Linked DNA regions of Homo sapiens: region 1 is linked to region 2. Evidence: chromatin loops called from intact Hi-C (ENCODE). Cell type or tissue: heart left ventricle. All regions are shown on one strand. Each heading gives the region's core, and the rest is flanking DNA. Links, peaks and the distances in the headings are about the cores only.

Region 1 (12,017 bases), core at 1,587-9,586, 290 kb after region 2:
GTCCCCAGCCTTTCTGGCACAAGAGGCCAGTTTTGTAGAAGACAAATTTTGCATGGATGGGGTCGAGGCAGTGGGGAATGGTTTCAGAATGAAACCGTTTTCCCTCAGGTCACTGGGCATGAGCTAGATTCTCATAAGGAGTATGCAACCTAGATCCCTCGCATGTGCAGTTTACAATAGGGTTTGCACTCCTATGAGAATCTGATGCTGCCTCTGATCTGACAGGAGGCGGAGCTCAGGGAATGCTCGCCGCCCACCGCCCCCGTTCCTAACAGATCAGGGACTGGTACTGGTCCACAGCCCGGGAGTTGAGAACCCCTGGCCCAGGTGATGCGAAGTTAGAGGGCTGAGCTGGTGCTAGCCAGGTGAAGGAGCTGCTTTGTTCATGCTTTTTTCAGGGGGTGGGGGTTCTTTTGTTGTTTAGAGACAGTATCTCACTCTGTCATCCAGGCTGGAGTGCAGTGGCTCGATCCTAGCTCTCTGCAGCCTTGACCCCATGGGCTTAAGCGATCCTCTTGTCTCATCCTTCCAAGTAGCTGGGACTACAAGTGTGTGCCACTAGTGTTTATAATAGTGTCAAAATATTGGAAACAACCTAAATGCCCAACAATAGGGGATGAAATAAAATGTGGTACCTCCATAAGACAGCTCTAAAGCCTCTAAGAATAGGGATACTGAGTGTATTCACGTGGCACTTTCTCCACTCCATTTAAAGAAGTAGCATGCACTGTACAAACCCATTCTTTAAATGAAAAAAATCTTACCTATGCATATGTAAAAATATATAGATGCCCAGAGAAAAAGGTCAACAGCATTAGACATTAAAATGTTATCGCGCTTTTCTCTGGGGATAGGATTATGGATGTTTTGGTTTTTGTTTTATAATTGACTGTATTTTCTGTTTTTCTAAGTTAATCTGAATTTTGTTTATTACCCCCAGGCTAGAAGCCTCCTGAATGTAGATGTTGGACATGGTCTTCCACAGTCTGGGCCTGTCGGGTCGTGGCCAGGCCGGGGTCCGCTCTTCCGACACATCTGGGGTCTTCAGTGGGTGCTACCTGGGCCCAGCTGTTCAGCCCCCAGGCCAAGCCTGGATCTCCTTGAGTATTTTGCTTTCCCTGCCTGCCAAGCAGAGAGAGGCAAGGGCATAAACCCTGCGGAGGAGGAGAAGGGGGAGGAGGGACAAGGCAGGAGGCGACTGTGTGCCAGAGGGAGGCCCATAAAGCCATGGGAGTGGCAGCCGCAAGAGGGGTCTCCGTTGTTTATTCACCCTTTGTGTTTCATCTACTGAAGATGGAGCATGAGCAACACGAGGGAAAAGCCCTGTCCTCTGAGCTTAGAGATCAGTGGGGGAGACAGACTAGATCAAAAACAGGTTCTATAGGGTGGTACACAATGCAGAAAAAGCAGAGGGGATGGGACAGCCCGAAGCAGGCTGGGACAGGGGCTGCGGTTCCCTGCACGCCTCCTCTCCCAGGAGAGACACCCACACACAGGCGAGCCACCTCATTGCCCTGGCCCTGGGACCAGCACCGCCCAAACCGGGTTCTCTATAAGGAAAAACACTTCCCCCTCATATGTGATAACCTGCCTCATTAAATTTAATGGGCTGGTTATTCCCGTTAAATAAACATCAACTAATTATGAAAAACATATTTGCCGAAGTTTGACTATGAAATGGACGAGCCAATTACATGGTTATTCAGCCTCAAAACACACTCAGTAATGAAGTGGGGTGCAGACTAGCAGTGGGTGGGATGGGGGAGTGCCTGGAAGGCAGAGATCCCCTCTACCCTTTCCCATGCTGCAGAGCTTGGGGGGCCTCCAAATGTCAGCTTGCTGGACAGAGGCTCGGTGTCGGTCACCCCCTCCCGCACACGTGACAGAACCCTCGCTGAAACTGACTACCGCAAAGAATGTGTGGGCTTCAAAAGTCCAGGAGTGAGCTTCAGGCCAGCTGCATCTAGAGGCTTAACCACAGTTACTGGGACCTGGGCTTTCTCCTTCCAGCCCAGCTCTTTCTGTCCCCATTGTTTTGTTCCCAGCTTTCCATGGGTCCAAGCTCTGGTGTAGCTTAGCAAGGTCCTCTGCTGAGGGGCTCACCAGGCCAAGATGAGGTGAGGCACCCCGTGTGTCTCCGTGAGAGTCTCCAGCAATGCTCACCTTACAAGGTGAATTTCTCTTTCCCTGAACTTCCAGCTCAGGGTTAAAGGTCAGATAAAAAAAAAAAAAAACCCTAGCACTAACAAAGTAATATTAGAAAATCCTCCAGGGAGACCAGTAAGCATAAGAAAAAAACTATTCCACATCATCACGACTAACCAGGGAGATGCAAACTGAAACCACCAGGAAGTGCTTCTACATCCAAGCAATGGCTGAGGTGAAAGGACAGGCAATACCCAGCGTCAGTGAGAAGGAGCAACCCCCGGGGGCTCACTGCTGCTGTGAGGAGTATGAAAGGATGACAGTTGCTTCGGAAAATGGCTTGCCAGTTCCTTACAAAGTTAAACATTCGCCTACACTGCGATGCAGCAATCTTACTCCTGAGTTAATACCCAAGAGAATGAATATGTATGTCCTCTAAATAGTACGCACAAGAATGTTCATAGAGCCTTACTCATCACAGCCACAAGGTTAAAATAACCCAAGTGCCCATGGAAAGTAGAATGGTTAAGTTGTAGTTTATTCACACGATGAAATACTACAGCATCACGAAAAAGAACACACTCGAGCTCCCTGTAGCAACATGGATGGATCTCTCAGACACCTCGCGGTGAGAGACAGAGGCAGATACAGAAAAATTCACGGTTGTATTAGCTTTCTGCTGCCTCCTAACTAATGACCACAAACAGTCACTTGCAGCAATATATGTCTGTCCCCTGCTTTCCGTGGGTCAGAGCTCTGGTGTGGTGCAGCGAGGTCCAAGACTGCCCTCCAGATGTGGCTAGCCTGGGTTCCTCTCTGCAGCTCAGGCTCCTCATTCAAGCTCACCTGGATATTGGCAGAATTCATTATCTTGCTGGAGGATCGATGGGCTGTCTTTTTGCTATCAGCTCAGCTAGAGGCCACCAGTCGTCCCCTGCCTGGAGACTTGCTCACAGACTCTCCATTGCCAGCAAAGAGATCCCTTGTATGTGTAACATAATCATGAGAGGGACATGCCTTCACATTTGCCCAATCTATTGCTTGGAAGCAAGTCACACACTTAAGGTGGGGGGGATTATAGAGATCTGACTCATGGGAGACCTGGAGTATGTCTGCCATGGTACTGGATGGGTCTGTTTATATGAAGTTCAAAGATAGGCAAAACTAACCTATGGTGAAGGAGTCTGGATAGGGGTTCTCTGGGGGGCGAGGGGTGGGGTCAGAAGGAACCTTTGTTTTGTGGAGATTACACATGTATTTGTGTAGAAGTGTAAAGATGCATTCATTGAGCTGTGTGCCTAAGGATTGGGGACTGCATTGTATGTGAAGGAAATAAGAAGGAGAGAGGGAGAAGGGAAAGGAAAAAGGAAGGAAAGAAGGGAGGAGAGAGAGATCTATCTAAAAGCAGCTCTTAGTTTGTATGTTTTTTTGCAGAGAGGCAGGATGTCCCTCTGTATCTGCACGTTGGACACAGTGTATACGTCTCTTCATGGACACAGGAGACACCCATATCAGTTTTTGCTCTGGTGAGCTGGGGGCAGGTGCTGGAGGGAGGCCGACTTCATTGTATCCTTTTATGCATTTCTTGGATTTTTTTTTTACAACGAGCATATATTTTAATAATTAAAACATCTTAAAAAAAAAAAAAGGCCAGACAACTCAAAGGGTAAAGTGTACTTGGGGCGGCGGTGGCTGTGATATCAGAGCAATTGTCCCCACACCATCCCCACCTTATAGTGTGAAGTTGAGAGGTGAGTGCAGCTGTAAGTTGGGGAGACTGCTAGCATCTGTTCCAGGTTGGGGAAAGTCTCTTGTATTTTCCTCCTAGTGGCTGCAGCAAAGGGTCAGGTAGGGACACCACACCTGGGAATGCACACAGAGGAAGGTGAAACCAAGAAATAGATGCCTGGTGACATTATGGGAGTCCCCGGATTCAGCCCTGCCTGAAGCCAGACAGGGAAGCACATTGATGAATGTCCCTTGGGATGAAGCAAAGCCGGGTTTCAGCCAGCTTCCTCCGGTGCTGTCCTGCCCATGGTTTATGTCCGGTGTCTACTCTGACTGGCTGTTAAACATATACATATTTTTCAGTTTTTAAAGATGGAGTCACACTGTGTTGTCCAGGCTGGAGTCAACCTCCTGAATTCAAGTGATCCTCCCCCCTCAGCCTCCCAAGTAGCTGGGACTGCAGTCGCATGCCACTGCACCTAGCTTTGGCTGTTAAATGTTTAAATGTTTAAATATTTTAAACATTTTGGTGTTTATTCCTTGAGCCCAAAAAGCTCTGCCATCTGGATGGGGTCTCCAGGCCATGGGGCTTGGAGCTAGGTGCTGTGTGTTCAGGTCCAGCTCCTCCCTTCGCTGCCCTGCTGCCCCCTCCTCAGTGGGCCTGCGTCCCTGGGGCTGGTACCTGGCACACCACGTGCCCAGGAAGGGTGGGCAACTCGGTTGGCCTGGGCTTCTGAGGGCACAGGAGAGCTGGGCTGGTTCTGCCTGCGCATTTTCTGTGGAATGCAGACCATGCTGGCAACACCAGGGCCTCGGGACACCTCTGCTTCTGACGCAGGCCCAGGACAAGGGGTGATGCCCTGTGGTGAGCTGCAGCTGCTCCCAACCCAGGCCGGGTGGGCGGGTGCTTCAAGGCAGGCTTCCCAGAAGAGGAGGAGCCTGTGCGGGGGCTGGAGGAAGGTCAGCAGGGTGACCTCAGGGGAAATAAGTTGTTCCCTCTGTCTCCAGAACAGAGGAGCAGAACAAGCATCATGTGCAAAGCTCGTGGTGAACCGGGGAAAGCACAAAGCACCCCCGTGATGGAGGGTGGGGGTAGGGTAGGAAGAGAGGCTGGCAGGGGGAGGGCGACTCTCTGCTTCCTCCGGGGGCCTCTGTGGCTCCGTCTGTGGCTGTCCAGAGCAGTTGCCAAGTATGCCCCTGGGGCCTGTCACTTCTTCATGCCTTGGTTTCCTCATCCATGTAAAGGGGGCAGTCGTGGCCCCTCCCCACCCACCCGGTGGTCAAGATGCCTTGGGGAACCTGGCATAGGGCCGGCCCTTCAAATTTCTTTGCTCTGGTCCTCACAGAGACCCCAGGGCCACGTGATTTGTGGTGTGGTCCCGAAAAGGCACTGAGGGATGGTGTCGGGAGGGGACCCCATGTTGCTGCCTTCAAACCCTGTGCTCCTTCAGATGAGCCCCCAGCTGCCATGGTGGCATTCCCCGCTGGGCCAGGGTTGCTCCATAGGGCTGAGGCAGAGTATGGCATGGCGGTTAGAAGAGATCCCCAAACTCCCACCCTCCCTTTCCAGCTCCACTCCCACCCATGCACCAACCCATCAATAGTGCAGGCTGCTGCAAAGAGGCATGCATGGGGCTGGGGGTGGGTAGGGGGCTCCCAGCAGGCTCTCCATGGCTGGGGCTGGAATCCAAGGCTAGCAGCTCAGGCCCCTGGAGGCAGCCTGCTGCTGGTCAGGTGGCAGATTGTGTTTTCCAAAGACTGCCTCCCCTGCACATCCGTCCTGCAGGGCTTTGCAATGCACAGTGGGCCTGTCACCCCTGCCAGAAGAGGGGGCTGTGCTCTGTTCCCTGGAGAGCCATGGGGCTTGTCACCAATCTGCCTGATGCAGCGTAGCCCAGCGGTGGTGCCCTCCAGGCTTCTGAGCCCCAAACCCCCGCTTCTCCTCCTCTGTACTTCCTCTCCCTGCCCCCCTGGATGGGAGCTGTGCATGGACACATAAGAAGGTCGGCTGCCCTGAAGCCACCATGCTGGAGAGGCTGTGGAAAGGCCCCACAGAGCTAGACAGAGCTGCCAAAGAGCCCCGCCCCAGGGGAGTCTTGCCAGACAGGTGGGTGAGGAGCTGCAGCCTGTGCAAGTCCCAGCTGAGGCCTCGGACACTGGGACAGAGACCAGCCTTTCCCACTGTCCTCTCTGAATTCCCTGCAGAGACCATAAGAGAGAAGAGCAGCTACTGGCTGAAGCCACTACATTTTAGGGCGACTTGTGATGCTGCAGCAACTGATAGCAACTGCACCCCCACAGCCCCTGATGGATGCTCTGCCTGGCACCAGGCTCTGTGCCCCTGAGAAGATGGGCTCCCTGGCTTGCAGAGCTGCTATTTGTGGGGCCGGAATAATAAACAGCTGAATGGACCAGAGACTATCAGTTGGTTAAATGGGACTGGGATGCATTTTCCATCAGGGAATCAATCGGGGCTCCTCTGAAGAGGTGATATGAGCTCTGAGGCCTGGAGAAGGAAGAGATGGCTCTGGGAGCTGGGACCAGGCAGCCCAGCCCAGGATTGCTGTGATGGCCTCTGCTGGGTATGGCCCCCAGAGGCCTGCTGGCCTGTGAGCTCTATGGGGGTGCACAGGGCACTGGTTCTGCCCAAGAGGAAACGCCAGCAGTGGAGTTGGTGCTGGTGTAAGAGCAACAGCAAAGGTATTTTTTTTAACTTTTTATATTGAAATAATGATAATCTGTAACAATTACAGATTCACAGGAAGTTGGAAAGATAATAGAGAGAGAAGCCTGTGTACCCTTCACCCAGTTTCCCCCAATGGTCACATTCTACATAACCACCACACATCAGAAAAGGGACATTGGCACTGGTGTGACAAGGGTGTCAAGCCCTGTGTCACTTTATCACACATGGAGATCCATGTTTCTGTCCCTGTAACCAGGATACAGAGCTGTTCCCTCTCCATGGAGACCCCCTGGTACTCCCTTTCACAGTGACAATCACCCCCCTACCCCAGCTCCTGGCAGCCGCCAATCTCCTCTCCATCTCTATGATTTTGTTATTTCAAAAATGTTATATAAATGGAATTATGCCATTTACATTTTCTGTAATTACTGACATAACTTCAGTCTGCTGTTTTATTTTTTGCTTTGTTTGTTCCTGTGTTTGTTGGTGGTGGTGTTTCTCTATTTTCTTTTTTTTGCCTTGCTGAGTGTTACTTGGACATATTTAAGCATCTATTTTGGTTTTTGTACAGTGTTTTTAGTGTATATCTTTGTATAGATTTCTAGTGGCTGCCATACTGCATTATACATATGTACTTATCACAGTCTACTGCCATCAACATTTTACCATTTCGAGTGACATGTAGAAAGCTTCCCTCTCTTTGTGTCCCTTTTCCCCTTCCATTTATAATATAATTATCCTAAATATTTTTTCTACATACATTGAGACATTCGACAATGCTATAATTTTTGCTTCAACCACCAAATGTAACTTAGAAACCTTCAGAGAAGGGGTCCATTGTATTTACCCATAGTTTTGCTCTTTCCATTGTACTTTCTTCCTGATGTCTCAAGATTCCTTCCTTATCACTTTCTTTCCATGAGAAGAACTTCCTTTGGCCCTCCTTTCACAGTAGGTTTGCTGGCAACAAACTTACTTTTCCCTTCACCTGAGAAGGTCTTGATTCCTCCTCATTCCTGAGGGATAGTTTCACTGGGTATAGAATTTATGGTTGACAGCTCTTTTCTTATGGCACTTAAAAACGTTCCACTTATTTCTTGCCTCCATGCTTTCTGATGAGACATCCATGTTTTTTGGAAGGTGGTTACGTGGCTGCTTTCAAAATTGGGGTTTGTTGTTGTTTAGTTTTTGGAAGTCTGACTGTGATATGTCTTGGTGTGGATTTCCTTGGGTTTATAACGTTTGGAGTTCATTCAGCTTCTTAAATCCTTACATTTATGTCTTTTGCCAAGTTTAGGAGATTGCTTCTTCAATATTTTTTCGGCTTTGTCCTCTTTCTCTTCTCCTCCTGGCAATTAGATGACATGAATATTAGATCTTTTGTTATCTCTCAGAGAACTCTTTTCTCCCACCCCTAGTCTATTTTCTCTCTGTTTCAGACTGGGTGGTTTATATTGCTCTATCTCCAGGTTCACTGCATCTTTCCTTTGTCCCCTCTGTTCTGCTTTGGAGTTATCGATTAAGTTTTTATTCTGATTATTGTATGTTTTTAAAAAATTCTAAAGTGTCCATTTGGTTCTCTTTATAACTTCTATTTCCTTGCTGAAACATTCTTTATTTTCATTTGTTTCAAGCATGTTCATAATTGCTCATCAAAGCACCTTTAGGATGGCTGCTTTAAAAGCCTCATCAGGTAATCCTGATATTCCTTCCTGTTCAACATATACCAGTATTGGTGTATGCTGATTGTATTTTCTGGTACAACTGACATTTCTCTGGTTCTTGCTATGACAGGTGATTTTCTTATTGGATCTTGAAAGTTTGGGGTATTGTATGTTGAGACTCTGGATTACATTTCAATCTTCTGTTTCACAGCTGGCCTCTCCTGACCCCATATGGTAGACAGAGAGGGGTGCTGCCCCATTACATCAGGAATGGGGGAGGGAAACCCAGCATCCCCACTTTAACCCAGGTGTTTTTAGCACAATGAGAAAACTTGGGTTGCTTCCCTCATCTCCAGGGAAGCAGGAGGCTGATCTCTTGCTGCCCTGCTTCTTGGCAGGGCAGTGGGGGCAAGGGCTGCTAGGCCTTAAAAAGAGGGTGCCAGGGATGGCTTTTCCAGAGGCTATGGCCCTGGAGAGGGCTCCCATACTTGGGAACATCTTTGGTGACCTGACTGTGACCCCCAGGATGACAAGCAGCATTCTGGGAGTGGTAGGAGCTGGACTGAGCCACGGACTGCAAACTGGAGGCCTGCTGGCTGGGATCTTCACACTTTTGAAAGGTCTTGTTCACTCCACACTCTCCCAATAACATGTGCATGCATTCCACCGATTACTGCTGCTGCAGCCCTGGCCTGCTCCGGCATTTGGCCCATCTCACTATTTACCTCCATCAACTACTTGGCCCCTGAAGTCATCTGAGTTTGCAGCCCCAGGAGGAGGCAGTGCCAAGTCCCCCCAGTCTCCAGGGATTGCTTGCATGTGTGTGGGCAGGTGGGGGGCAGGGGGAGGGACTCTGCTACTCTGTCTTTTGTGCAATAAAGTATTGACATTGACCTGGTTTTGTCTCCAGACCGGGAGTGGGGTGGTGACAGACCTACGCCCAGAGTGGTCAAAGGGAAAGGAAGCCAAGGAGGGCTCCTGGGGTGGGGTGGGGGCTGCAGAGAGGCTTCCTGGAGGAGGGGAGAAGGAGCTTGGGCCTTGAAAAATGAATGGTGGCTGGACACAGTGGCTTACGCCTTAATCCCAGCACTTTGGGAGGCTGAGGCAGGAGGATCACTTGAGTCCAAGAGTTTGAGACCAGCCTGGCCAAGATAGGTAGACCCCATCTCTACAAAATTAAAAAAAAATAAAAATAAAAATAAAGAGGAAAGGGCCAGGTGGGGACCCTCTTGGCCAGGAGCACAGCATGAGGAAAGGCCTGATGTGGAGGTGTCTTTGGAGCAAGAGTACAGTGTGCAAAGAGCACTGGGTACCAGGGAGACATGGCTGTAGGGTGGCCTGTTGGCCCCACAGGGTCCTGAGCGCAGGCATCTCCACACTACCCACTGTGCCACATGGCAGAACATGGGTTGCAGCGCCCACAGGGGAGCCACACCACTTGCTCTGGAAACTGGGCCCCACCACCACCTGGCTGTGGCCTTGGTCAGAACAGCCCCTGACTTGCTGCTGTGTCCACATGTGTAGATGGGTGACAGCAGTCTGCCCACCTCATAGAGGAGCTCAGCGGATAAGCACGTGGATTCCTGCCTTGTGCGTGCTGAGCATTTGGTCCCAGCTGGATGTGGCGGAAGGTGGACAGCGGGTGGGCTGTGCTGGCTGTGGAGGTGCAGATCGGGGCTGCAGTGGCTCCTGGTGGGTTTGACCTGTCCTGCATCCAGGCCCACTTGTTTGAAAACTGCACCTGGATTTTCTTTGGGGTAACCACTTCCCCAGTTCCACCTACTCACTCTGGAGAGGTCCCTGATCTCAGCCAACTATAGGGCCACAGTGATGGGTTCAAGGGGGCTACACGATCCAATCTGGTTCACTGAGGCTTCATTCTGGGAACTTTCCTGGACCTATGAGGAAAGAAAAGCTTGGAGCTGCCAAGGCCACCAGGAGCAGAAGGGCTGTGTGGGCATGAACCAAGCCAGTGGCCAGCAGAACCCTGCTGTGCCCAAGATCCTGTAGGTCTGAGCTGCTGCTCATTTGAGCCAATAGATGCCTCTTGGAGCCTACGTCCAGTTGGGTTTCTGTCACTTGCAACCAGCAGCAGGGGTGGGCAGAGAATGGTGCTGGGTGAGCCTTCTCTTTGGCATGCCTGCAGCTGGGCTGAGCCCTTCTCCTCCTGTGTAGGGAGGATAATCAGGCAAAACCCTCAGAGTTGGAGGATGAGTCCGTGAACACCAACCATAGGCATCACCTCTTTTCAGGCTTCTGCAATAGTCAGCAGTCTCCCCACATCCATGCTAGCTCCCAATGTCCTCTCCACCCAGTGGCCAAAGTGGGCCTCCTAGAATGCAACAGTGATTCCATCTTGCCCCTACGTCCACTGTCAGCGGCTCCCTGTGGGCCTAGGCTCACAGTTTGACCCCACAGGGGCATGTGGGGATGAGCTGAGATGACCACAGTGCTCCACACTCACGACCCGGCACAGGGGGCATCTGTTCCATGCCAGGCCGCAGGCAGGGTGACAACAAAGTGCACAAGGCCCTGACACCATAAGCAGGGAGGACAAGGGAGGGAACAGTGACAATAAAGTGGTGACACGGGAAGTCAGAGGGAGGAGGGCCACCCAGGGTCTCCCAGGTGGGAGAATGGGTGTAAGTGCCACAGACATAGGGGGAAGATGAACCTGTGTGCCAAGGGACAGGGAGGTTGGCATGTGTGCACGGGAAGGAGAGAGGTGGGAAGCAGGTCCAAGTGTGCGTGTTCTCGCATGTGTGAGTGGATGTGCATGTGCATGCTTGCATATGAGTATATGTGTGCATGCTTGCATGGTGGAGTGTACGTGTGTGCCTGCATGTGTGAATGTACATGTGTGCTTGCATGTGTGTGTGCATGTGTGTGTGAGTGTGCCTGTGTGTATCTGCTTGCATGTGTGTGCTAGCGTGTGTATGTGTGCTTGCATGTGTGAGTGGATGTGCATGTGTGTGCTTGCATGTGTGTGTGCTTGCATGTGTGTGTGTGCTTGCATGTTTGAGTATATGCATGCGTGTGCCTGTGTGTGCATGTGTGCTTGCATGCGTGTTTGCACTTGTGTGTGTGTTTGCATGAGTGTATGTGTGTGTTTGTATGTTTGAGTGTGTGTGTGCGTATGTGTGCACATGTGTGGAGGCATTTCATGTGTTAAAAGATGCCACTAGAGGGTCTGAGCAGAGGGGTCTCCCCAGCTGTCTATTAGATCCCTGTGGACCACAGTGTGGAGAGCAGAGTTGGGAGGACTGCGCTGGCAACTAAGGGTCCCCATGTCCTCCAGGCAGGAGGTGACAGAAGCAGGGGAAGTGAGACAAGGATGGGTTAGGAATATTTGGCAGTGGTGGTGCCAGTTCCAAAGTGGGCTCAGGCAGGAATCCAGATGCCCCCCCAACCAGCTTTGAACCCAGTGACCAGGGATCTGAGGGCCATTCCCCAGAGCTGGGGGTGCCTGGATCCTCCCCATCTCCTTCCTCACCCAGTAGCAGTGGGGCTGCCTCAAGGGGAAGGAGATCCCAAGTATACTTTTGCAGAAAGCTCTGACTCGTACAAATGCAGAACAGTCCCCAGAGCTGCCCCAGGGGCAGGAGCATGGGAAAGCACCAAAAGAAGCTCCTCTCCAGACCCCCCTGAAATGGAACCATGTTCCTAGGAATCTCCTGCACTACTCTACAAACTCCCCAGCCCTCTGAGCTGCCGAAGGCAAACAGAAGCTAAACCAACATGGGAAACCCAGAGGGAAGAGCCCAGCAGCCTGCTGAGTCACTTCCCCTCTATTT
Region 2 (12,017 bases), core at 1,256-9,255:
ATTTCTCCCCTTTATTCCAATTTATTTCAAAATTTTGTACATAAGCCAAATCTAAGTCAACCAGTCCCTCTCATCCCCTTGGCTGGCCACATTGATTAGTTCAGCCATGGTCATATGACCTAATTTTGTCCATGAAGATTTAGCCCAGGAATTGTTTTTTATTGATTGAAATGAGAGATATCTCTCAGACTACATGCTAATAGGGAAATGTTTGACTCCAGTTGCTTCATCAGCCATCCTCTGATCATGAGGAGAGACTGCAGAAGATGAAATTAATGCCCTGCCTGAAAGCAAGCATGAGAAAAATAAGGAAACCGGGTCTCTGGGAATGTCATTCAGCCACTGGATCAGACTCACCTGACAGCTGCTCTATCTTTGGACTTTTGTGGTCCATTGAATTCCCTTAATTATGTAAGCCAGCTTGAGTTGCATTTTTCTGTTACTTGCAACCAAAGCATCTTAACAAATAAATATATTTCAAGGTTCTAATATTAGGTGAAGAAAAATTCATGACTCACAATGTCTTAATGAATTATATTTTTTCATAAAATATTATTCTTTGTCCTAGTTAATTAACACTTTAGTCCTTAAATTTTATTTTTTTCTAAATACTACCATGGCCAAATCTACTTTCTTTTGTTGGTATTTGCATACCTATCTTTTTCTATGCTTCTCAATGTAAATTTGTCTTTTTCTTCTATATATATCTCTTAGGATAGGATATGGCCTAGTTAGTCACCTTTTATGTCTTAGAAGTTCTTGATTAATTGAAGACAGGTACAAGAAATCAGATGATAAAGCCAAGAACATATTGCAACAGAAGCAGATTCATGGTTGCCTTGGGCTGGCGGTGTTGGAGGGGTGAGAAAATAGGGAGGGGGAGAATGGGAAGTGATGGCAAGGGGTTATAGAGTTCATCATTTTGAGTAATATAAATGTTCTAAAATTGATTGTGGTGATTGATGCACCTTTCTGCGAATATGCTAAAAGCCATTGAGTTGTACACTTTCAATGGGTGAATTGTATGGTATGTGAATTGTATCTTGAAGCTGTGAAAAAAGAAGATATTGAATACATAAAACAAGAATAGGATGCTATGGAGAAGAAGCAATTACAAAGCCAGAAAATAACTCTTGTAAATTTGAAGTATTATTGTCAAAATGTGTGTGTGTATATGTGTGTGTGTGTGTGTGTGTGTGTGTATGTATATACATATTTAAGCATCTTATGTTGCATTTTTCTGTTACTTGTAATATTATAGTAATATTTGAAAAAAATACATATACACATTTATTTGTATACACACATGTGCATATATATCTATCTCTATATGTATAATAAAATTTCCCACAGTATGGGACAATTAGGTAAAAAGGTTTTAAAAAATGAGAGAAAATATAAGAAACCAAGAAAATCAATCCATGAGGTTGAAATGCCTAATAGACTCAAAAATAGAGGACAGAGAGAAAGGGGCATAAATAGTAAAATAATAATATAATAATAGAAGACAATTTCCCAGAACTGAAGCACCTGGGTCTTCAGTTTGAAGGGAACTCAAATGCCCAGCATAATGAATAAAAAAAGGCCCATGGGACATCAGCACAAAATTCCAGAATATCAAGAATAGTGGAAATATCCTACAAGCTTCCAAAATAGGTGGATGCAGGGAAGGGACATTTTGGCATCAGCTGCCTCATCAGGTACTCAGGCTGCCAGAAGAAAGTGAGGACTGTCTCCAAATTTCTGGGGGAAAGGAATTTTGAACCTATACATCTAGGACAAGCCAATGTTTAAAGGCAAATAGATCTTTTCAGATCTGAAAGGACTCAAGGTTGACCTTGCACACATTTTGAGAAATTATTTGGGGTTTCTCTCCACCAAAAAGGGGATGCACCTTGAGGAAGGGCTCCAAGAAGAAAGTGAGTCCATCCCAGAAGGATAAGGAGTAGCAGTCCTTGGGTGACAGCCAAATAGCAGTTAGAGAGTGACTGATCCAAAGAGAAGGAGCGAATTGTCCAGGAACAAACCAGAGACTATAGAGCAGCCTCTCCTCCTTGGTGGGGGGAGTTTGCCCAGCAGAGCCTATCCTCAGCTTATTTCCAGGGTCTGCAAGGGTGACTTTCCAGCAGGCTGCCTTCCCAACACCCAGCCCCCAAGGGCAGATGGTGGAGAAATAACCCACAGACATGTAACTACCCAGATGGATGACCTTGATCAGGTCCAGGAACAGAAGAATGAAGGAAGAAGCAGAAGAAAGGAGGTGAGCAGGGGTACCAGTTAGCTGTTGCTGTGTGACAAAACACCCCAAGGCTCAGTAGGTTCAAATAACAACCGTGTAGTACTGCTCATGAGTCTGTGGGCTGGCAGGATGCTTCTGATCATCTGAGCCGGACTCAGCAGGGCTCACTTGGGTATCAGCTACACATCAGCATCTGGGATGGCTCCGCTGCTGCTGAGTGGTATCTTTCTGAGTGGCTAGCAGGCTAGCCCAGAGATCTGAAAGGAAGAGGAAGCATGCAATGGCTGTTACAGCCTAGCCTCAGAACCTGAATCCCCTTACTTCTGCCACATTCTGTGCACCAAAGTGAGTCACAGGCCAGCTCAGATCCAAGGGCTGAGAAATGCACTCTGCATCTTCTCAGGAGTTACTGCACAGTCACCGGGCTGAGGACACATATGCAAGGAGGGCTGCAAAACCATGGCCACTGTTGTAAACAACCTACCATGGGGACGGAAAATAAGGATTTTTTAAAGGTAGCAAAAAGTTACTTCTCTTACCACGTGGGATCTCTTTTCTTTTCTTTCCTTTATTTTTGTTCAAGACAGAGTCTCACTCTGTTGTCCAGCCTGGAGTGCAGTGATGCAATCACAGCTCGTTGGTGCCTCAAACTCCTGGGCTCAAGCAATCTTCCCACCTCAGCCTTCCAAGTAGCTAGAACTACAGGTACATGCTACTGCAACTGTCTGATTCTTTTTTTGTAGAGACAGGGTCTCACTATGTTGCCTAGACTGGTCTAGAACCCCTGGCCTTAAGCCATCCTTCTGTCTCAGCCTCCCAAAGCACTAGGATTATAAGCATGAGCCACTGCACCCAGCCAGATCTTTTTTTCCTCTGTGACCCGGGCAGAAATGGACCATTTTCCAGATGAGAAATCTAGACCTTCTGTGTGGTGCAGACATTGCCGTGTTCATTTCCCTATATTCCACATATAACGAAGTCTCTGGGTGGTCCCAGGCTGGAATCCAGTACATCGCTGGAGCAGAGCATTGGACGGGAAACTCTCCCACTGTGGCACGTGGTGGCAGCCGAGGTCTCCAACTGAGGCTGTCAAGGGAAGGAAGAGCTAGCTCCCCACCCGCGCCCGCTTCTTTGCTGAAGTTGATCTTTCCAGAAACCAAGCATGGAGGTTCTGAGGGTAATGGAAGTGCCTGCTCAGGCGGAAACTTAGAATTATGCCAGCTGCTCCCTTGGCTGCAAATGGAGACCTTAAGTCACCTTGGAACAGACTCGCCTTATTATCTCTGGAATCTCCTTAAATTGTATAAATGCAAGGCAGGCCGTCACTGCTTTTTTTGAGAAAGGGTGCAGATTGACCCTCGCTTTCTCTGACTTGGAAATGTCTGCCCTTCCAAAGAATCCTTAATACACAACGTCAGGGAGAAGGGGGTGGCAAATTCACCCAACGGCCAAGAGCCTGCCAGAAAAAAGGGATTTGGGACTCTGTTCCCTTCTTTTATTGGAGCCAGAGGCTCTCAGAGAGGCCCCCGGCGGGAAGGGTGGCCAGGCCCCAGAGTGTACCTCTCTGCAAGAGAAGGACAGAGTCTGGCTGGGGGTGGCCTGAGCAGCCGTGCAGCCTCGGGTTCTTAAACAGGGTGTGGCAGAGGCTCAGGCCCTGTGAGCAGCCAGGCATTCAAAGAGCTGTCGGCTTAGAGCCTCCCGGAAACACCTGCCTCTGGGGTTCTTGAACAACTTGCGCGGCCGGGAAGCTTGTACGCCCAAGATGCAGGATGCCTGTTAATCGGAGCAAGCGGGAGGACGAAAGGAAACCATGTGGCAGGAGATGGGCCCCTCTGTGTGCGCAGCTGGACTCGGCCCTTTGCTCGGATCCTAGCACTCATGACAGCTGGCCTCACGAAGAGGTCCTCTGGTTGGCCTCTGCCTCTCCGATTCCCGCACCCCTTAGAGCTAAGGCCTCTGGCACTCCTCTCTACGACCCCACGGTCCTTTCTCTGCACCACCCCACGGTCCTTTCTCTGCACCGCCCCCACCCCATCCCTGGGCACAGGGCCTGGCATCAGTAGAGGATTCTTGCGCGAATTCGGTGCACGCCGAAACATTCTACAGAACCCATTTCCACTTTCAGCTGCGTGGGCCCGGCAGGAACGCGCTCTTCCTCGCGGGCCAGGCAGGCAGCCCCTTGGGCTGGACGCAGGTACCTCCCCACAGGGCTTCTCAGAGCGCCAGATCGCAGCATGCACTTCTGAAGGCGGCCGCGAGGTGGCACTGCGGCTTCTTGGGAAACAGACAATGCGAGGTCTCCTTTCAGAGGATCTGGCCTGGGCTGCCCACTGACCCGCGCAGGCGACGGGGACGGGGCACGTGCCTCCCAGGCACTGTCAGTCGGCCACCCACAGGGACCCAGCACCTCCAGGGCCGGCCAGTCCTGCCCAGAGTGGTTCCCAGGGGAGCTGTGTTCCAGCTCGGTGCCTCCACCTCCAGGTCTTGATTTCCTCTTAAAATAAGGAGGATGACACAGATTACAAGGCAATGAATAAGAACACACTCTATGAACTATAAAGCCGGGCAGAAATGCCTGCTGTGGATGCAGGGATGAAGAGGGACAGGAGAACCCAACGCTGCTCTTAAGGAATGTCCTGGGGGCACGACTAAAACTCACCATGGGCCGAAGGCAGGGTGAGGCTTCGGAAGTGTGAGAGGCTCCGAAGGCATCCTCCTAAAAGGGAACCATAGAAACTAACAAAGCTAAGCGCTTTGCAGCTGGAACTCATTGAAGCCTCACATCTGCCTCTGATTCTCTGTAGATTCTCTACCTTAATTATCCCTATTTTACAGAAACTAAGGCCCAGGGAAGCTGTGACCTGGGGGAGCCCTCATGTTAGTGAGTGGGCAGGAGGGATGCAGAACTGGAAGTGGGGAGAGGCACTGGAGGGAGATGGGATGGAGTGAGAGAGGGCAGGAAGGTGAGAAGGATGCCTGCAGGAGGGAAGCAGGGGCAGCATGGGGCCCTCGGCAGCCCACAGCTTCTTTCCTTCTCCTCCCAGGAACTCCATCAAGGTCCCATAAAACTGGGGCCGGCACATTGGCCTCTCAGATTTGGTTACTATTCACTTGCAGAAACCACGTAACCTATAAGAATGCATTTTATTCCTCCACGGCAAAGGTATTGTCTGCTGGTAAAAGCTGCAGAGTAGTAGTTATTGGAGGTGCAACCGGTTTCTGCAAGTTCTGATATCTGGAGACAGATCAGAAACTAGGAGTCACTGGGAGCTGAGTAACTTGATTATTCCACTTCATGTGGTTTCAATTATACATTTATTTATCTCACAGCATTATTTGTGCTTCTCATCCTTCAAACGTGATGTGTGGAGCAGCTGAGAATTTTCCGAGAGGAGATCTGAGTGTGCTTCTTCCTGCCTGTCTTCCTTCCTTTTTAATGAATACAATAATTAGTGGCTAAATAAAATTCGCCCACAGGATAGGTGCATACAACTGCTTCATGAATTGGCAGATGACAGTAACGGGCAGCAAGCCTGGAAAACCTATCACACAGGCTCAGAGCACCTCTTTTGTCAACTTATGACGAAGAACATCTATAGGCTCAGGAAAGAAAATTCAGCAGCCAGGGAGTGTGGATGAATTTCTTAGGTCTGGCAGACAAGATGTTTATGTCACACACAGGACTGAAATTCTAAGCCGCAAAGATATCAAGCCTGGGCTTGGAGGAAGATCTGGAGTTTTCTTCATTTACAAAGTCTGTGAATCCTGGATTATCCCACACTTATCCAAGACACAGGGAAGCAAAAGACACAAGGCTTTTCTTATGAAAAGCAGAACAAGGAAGACTTGGGAGTCCAACAAGTGAGGTTCCAAGACCCAGCCTGCAGGAGTACGGCTAGGGCTGGAAGTTGTTGCCCATCCCACCAAGACTTGTAGGCCAACCCAGTGTATCCACACTCAGTCTCTCAATGGCAACCACTGATCTTTTTTTCTGTCCCCATAGTTTTGCCTTTCCCAGAATGTCATAGAGTTGAAATCATCCAGCCATGCTCTGGGATAATTCTTCTGTTATAATCTTCAGATTGTCAATTTCATTTTCAGCTATATTCAGTCAATTTATCAGCACATCTATTGAGATTGTTTTTCCTAATTTGGCAATCAAGCATTTAATACCTTTTTTTAAAAAACAATAGAGACAGTGGTTCGCTATGTTGCCATCTCTTCTGATACTCTTCCTCAGCCCCCTTGGGCCCCTGGTCCTCCAGGGACCACTTATGCTGCAGCATCTCTGCAGGTCACCCTCTCTCTCAGCAAACGCTGACCTTTCCTTTTGCATTCCAGGCTCTGACATGCATAGCATGTGGATTTTAATTTCAGGAATCCATAGCTAAGTTTTTTTTTGGAGGGGACACTGGCCAGACACAGATGCAAACAGGCACAAAATTGTGCCAGCCCCATGGTGGTTTGTGGGGGATTTGGGGACTTTGGGGGACCCAGTCTTCTAGCTCTATTTGCAATGCAAACACAAGGTTTCTACCTAAAGGGTATTGTTTAGTGGGGCTGACAGAGGTTACAGGAGGGATGGTAAAAGTCCCCCAGCCGCCAAGTGGGGTGGTCCCTGTTCTGATGCAGGATTCTGATAGTGACCTTGAATACAGAGGAGGTGACCCTCTCCTTGCTCCTCACCTTGGTCAGCCACACCAACAACTGCTCAAAGTGCATAGGGTATACAGAGGTCTTTCCTCAACAATCTGCGCCATTTGGCCAAGTAGGCAACTAGAATGACCACTGAAAACTCAGAGGAAGAGTGCCAATTTATAGCTCTCATTATAGTGTAATGTTATTTCCTTAAAAGTTTGTGCACACATTTAATGAACTCATAAAACTTAAACTATCAGAGTCTTGTGGTGAGGAGGCAGGGTACTGTTCTTGTAACTTCACATTCTAGCAGCTCTGGGTTGAAGCCACCCCTGCAGGGCTGGGAGCTGGGGGCAGGTGTGTGAGTGACTCCCCCAGGGGGCTCTTCCCAGGCCAGGTGCCCAGACAGTTTCCCCATCTGGGCTCAGGACCTGGGCTAGCAGGGTGCCAAGCCTCCCCAAGGAGGAGACTCTTCTCCCTCCCCATGCCCATACCCCTTCCTGGGCCTCAGGCCCTGATTGCTATGGTCAGGCCGGCCACTAACCAGGCTGCCTCCATTCCAGCTCCACGTCCCACACCCAAGGGCCCAGCTGGCAATGCTCCATGAGGCATGACCAGGCCATGCGGGGTCCTGGAGAAATCTTCATCTTCTGAGCCATGTGGACCTGGTTTCAAATCTTGACTCTGCCTCCTTCTAGCTGCATGACCTCAGGCAAGTCACATGCCCTGTCTGAGCCTCAGTTTCCTCATGTGTAAGATGGAAATATCCAACGTGCCAGGTTCCTTGGAATGCTGTATATCATAATAATAACCATTGATACTTGAGTGTTTCTGTGGCTGGCCGGGTCCAGGCTCATTCTGCACGCTTGCAGTAAATCAATCACTGTGACAAATTTTGCAAAAGAGAAGAGAGTTATTTCCCTCAAGGGCGCCAAGTGAGGAGGTGGGAGAACAGCCCTCAAATCCTCCTGCTGGAAGATAAGGCTTAGGGGTATTTACAGGTTAGGGGAGCGGGGTTCTCTAAGGCTTGGGGGAAAAGGTGATTGGCAGTGGGGAAATGAAGCAACACATTCATTCTGCACAAGTGCAGTCGGGGTTCATGGTATTTCATAGGACATGTGTACAGAAAACAGCAGTGGTAGCATGACCTGAGGGGGTAGGTTTTGGCTCTCCGATGTCAAAAAGCCACCTCTCAGGCACTTGTGCAGGCCCAGTTGAAGGGTCAGTGGTCTCAACTGGTTTGAACTGGACAGGAGCTGCCCCAAGTTCCTGAAAAACAATGGAAGTGACTATGACCTTGGTGACCGATGAATGTTATCTATAAAGTAGCCAGTGAAGGTTAAGTTTCAGCATTCAGTGGTGAGGCCTTCGGCTACCACAGACTTTAGCTTCATGGAAAAATGAAAAAAAAAATAACAAAAAGTGAGTGAGTGGCCAAAAGCAAGCGGGCCAGGCAGCCCCGATCAAATTAACCCCTTGGTTTCATTTCCTCTTTGCCAGGTATTATTCTAAATCCATTACATGTATTAATTCATACAATCCCATGTCAATCCTATAAGCAGGTACCATTATTATCCCGATTTTACAGATGGTGAAACTGAGGAATGCAGAGATTAAAATATATATATTATATATATGTTACATATGTGTGTATGTATATATATATGTATGTATGTATGTATCTCACAAGCTTTCCTTGATGCCCTCTCTGCTCTAAGCAGGACCAATGGCTCGTCCGGCCTCAGCCCCTGCCGTTCCCAGCCCCTGTGAGTTCTGACAGTGCTCTGGGCTGCTCCAGAGCTCAGGCTGTGAGCTCTTGCCTGGCTGTGGTTGCCCACGCCTGGACTGGCTCTGAGCATGCTGCAGAGCCCCAGGGCTCCAAGCAGACAGCTCCTGGGAGCAGGCACAAGCCTTTGTTTGAGACAAATCAGGAAGCCCAGCCTCCACCTGAGTCTGGGCTGCCTTTCAGATCACAGCTCTGCGTGCAGGTGTGTGTGTGTGTGCAGGTGTCTGGGTGTGTGTGTGTGTGCAGGTGTCTGGGTGTGTGTGTGCGTGTGTGTAGGAAGACTAGTGAGAGGAAATGGGATGCAGGCTGAACAAGCTCTGCTCTGAGCAACCTCAGCCCCCCTCGCTGAGAGTTCTGTGGCCCATTTGGCTTTGCTGCGCCAAATGTTCTCTTTTTACCCTGCTATCCTTGGGCATCCATGTCCTCTGCCTCTCCCACTCCAGCCAGCTCCGCTCAGGAGAGCTGTGATAAGGGACCACCTTCCTGTGGCACAGCCCCAGGGGAAGCTGCTGGGGCTGTTTGGCCGGCTGAGCAGACATCCACTTGGCTGAATGGTTAAAACCAGGGCTAAAGCTGAAGCTTAAAACTCTGAAAAGCAAAAAAAAAAAAAAAAAAAAAAAAAAAAAAAAAAAAAAAGGGAAACTGGGGCCAAGGAGGCTGATCCTGACTTTCTGCTTGAGCCACTTATGCTTTTCAGCTGATTCATTCCATCTGGAGGCTTTGTTCACACGAGGAATTTCCTGGATGGAGGGAGAGCAGGTGGGAACAGAGCATGGGGACTGGGAACAATGGACCAAGTAGCTTCGTTGTCTGGACTCACTCTCTCCCTTTCTGCAATTCACACTCTCACACACACACACACGCACATGCTTTATTCACATTGATGCACTGCACACACATACGCCCTGACACAGATGCAGCATACTCACACTGCACACGCAGCAACCCTGTCACAGCCTGGTCCTGTCAGGAAACAGATGGCTGCTCAAATGGGGTACTTGGAGGGGCTTGGATAAAGGTGTGGGCAGGGCTGGTTTTGTGAGGCAGTGCGTCCAGCCCAGGGAACAAGTTGCCATGGCAGTGCGTCCAGCCCAGGGAACAAGTTGCCATGGTCTAAAGCAGACAGCCCTTCTGTGCCCTCTGCCAGGGCCTGGTCTATGGGTGTGTGTGTGACCCACAACTGCCCAATGCCACTCCAGAAGATTGTTGGTGGCTTCCAGAAAACATTTCCTTTGTTCTGAGAGAGAGAGAGAGCTACATGAAGGCAGAGCCCTTTTTGCACAGAAGAGGGCACAAGCCATAAGTCTCTATGGCCTTCATGTGGTGTTAAGTGTCAGGTGCCCAGAAGGCAAAAGTGGTGGAGGCTTGGCACCTTTGACCTAGATTTCAGAGGATGCACCAGAAAGCCTGAGTGCCCAGGCAGATGCCTGTCACAGGGGTGGAGCCCCCACAGAGAGACTCTGTTTAGGCAGTGCCCAGTGGAAATGTGGGGTTGGAACCCCTGCACAGAGTCTCTACGGGGCACTGCCTGGTGGAGCTGTGGGAGCAGGGCCACCATCCTCCAGAGAGCAGAATGGTAGAGCCACCGGGAGAATGCAACCCCAGCCTGGAAAAGCCACAGGCATTCAACTCCCCACCCCTGTGGCTTTGCTGGGCATAGCTCACATGGCTGCCCAAGGCCTTAGGAGCCCACCCTTCACACCAGTATGCCCAGAATGTGAGACATGGAGGCAAGGGAGATCATTCTGGAGCTTTAAGACTGAATGTCTGCCCTGCTGAGTTTCAGACTTGTGTGGGGCCTGTTACCCCTCTCTTTTGGCCAATTTCTCCGTTTTGGAATTGAGAATGTTTACCCAATGCCTGTATCGCCATTGTATCTTGGAAGCAAATAACTTGTTTTTGATTTTACAGGCTCACAGCTGTAAGGAACTTGCCTTGAGTCTAAAATGAGACTTTGGATCTCGGACTTTTGAGTTGGTGCTGGAACAAGTTAAGACTTTTGGGAACTGTTAAGAAGAGATTATTGTATTTGGCAATGTGAGAAGGACATGAGGTTTGGGGGACCAGGGAAGGAATGTTATAGTTGGATGTTTGGCCCTCTAAATCTTATGTTGAAATCTGATTCCAAATGTTTGATGTGGGGCTTAATGGGAGGCATTTGGGTCATGGGGGTGGATTCCTCATGAATAATGTCCTCCCTGGGGAAGGGTGCATGAATTCTCACTCTACTAGTTCCTGAGAGTTCCCTTGAGAGCCGGTTGTTAAAAAGAGCCTCCCCCACTCTTTCTTGCTTCCTTTCTCACCTTGTGGTCTCTGCACATGCTAGCTCCCCTTCACCTTCCTTTAAAAGTGGAAGCAGGCTGGGCGCAGTGGCTCATGTCTGTAATCCCAGCACTTTGGGAAACCGAGGTGGGCAGATGACAAATTCAAGAGATCGAGACCATCCTGGCTAACATGGTGAAATCCCGTCTCTACTAAAAAATACCAAAAAAAAAAAAAAATAGCTGGGCGTGGTGGCTCATGCCCATAGTCCCAGCTACTTGGGAGGCTGAGGCAGGAGAATGGCTTGAACTTGGGAGGCAGAGGTTGAAGTGAGCCGAGATCACACTACTGCACTCCAACCTGGCGACAGAATAAGACTCCGTCTCAAAAAATAAAAATAAATAAATAAATAAATAAATAAATAAATAAATAAATAAAAGTGGAACCAGCCCGAGCCCTCACCAGGAGCAGATACTGGTGCCATGATTCTTGTACAGCCTGTAGAACCATGAGCCAAATATCAATTCTTTTCTTTATCAATTACCCAGCCTTGGGTATTCCCTTATAGCAACACAAATGGACTAAGACAGGCCACATCATCAACTGTCTCCAGGGCTGCTCCAAAGTCCATTTGCTCCCCAAAGCACAGATTGGACCAGGTCCCTCCTCTGCTCCAAAAGTCAAGACTTCCCCACTGCCTGCCTTAGGGGCCAAGCTTTGTACCTGGTTTTCAAGGCCACCATCCTCATGATCCAACCACACTTTCCATAATCCCTGCTACATCCCATGCTCCTAGCACTCTGGGCCCTGTCATATCCTCCCCCATGTCCCCCCTCTCCTTTACCCCGTTAGCCCACTGTTCCCTAACAAAGGGGTCCTTGACAATGGTCCAGGGATAATTTGGGGAAGTCCATTTAGGCCTAATCCAACTCAAAAGCACTGATGACTCAGGCAAACCTTTTACTGAACATTACACAGAGATTTTGAAAGAGGGGATTGTATTAGTCCTTTGTGTTGCTATAAAGGAATACCTGAAACTGGGTAATTTATAAAGAAAAGAGGCTTATTTGGCTTATGGTTATGCAGTCTGTA

The links. Peaks named below come from ENCODE experiments on the same cell type or tissue, not always from the same donor. Only the 100,000 strongest peaks of a DNase experiment are listed, where the experiment ranks them.
Region 1: it touches region 2 in a loop (2.4-fold over the local background); 68 of 110 quality-filtered maps call a loop at or near these places.

Annotation. Positions count from the first base shown.
Region 1 is chr3:126,967,312-126,979,328 of GRCh38, forward strand. No RefSeq gene overlaps it. Among named protein-coding and RNA genes, the nearest start is that of PLXNA1, 9.8 kb to the right of the region's middle. In heart left ventricle, for the core only: no CTCF peak of the experiment used is centred there; DNase peaks (open chromatin) are centred at 4,810 and 5,860; H3K27me3 peaks cover 300 bases.
Region 2 is chr3:126,674,922-126,686,938 of GRCh38, forward strand. No RefSeq gene overlaps it. Among named protein-coding and RNA genes, the nearest start is that of CHCHD6, 23 kb to the right of the region's middle. RefSeq lists enhancers at 3,954-4,560, 4,076-4,175. In heart left ventricle, for the core only: a CTCF peak has its summit at 4,495 (motif pointing right); a DNase peak (open chromatin) is centred at 4,500.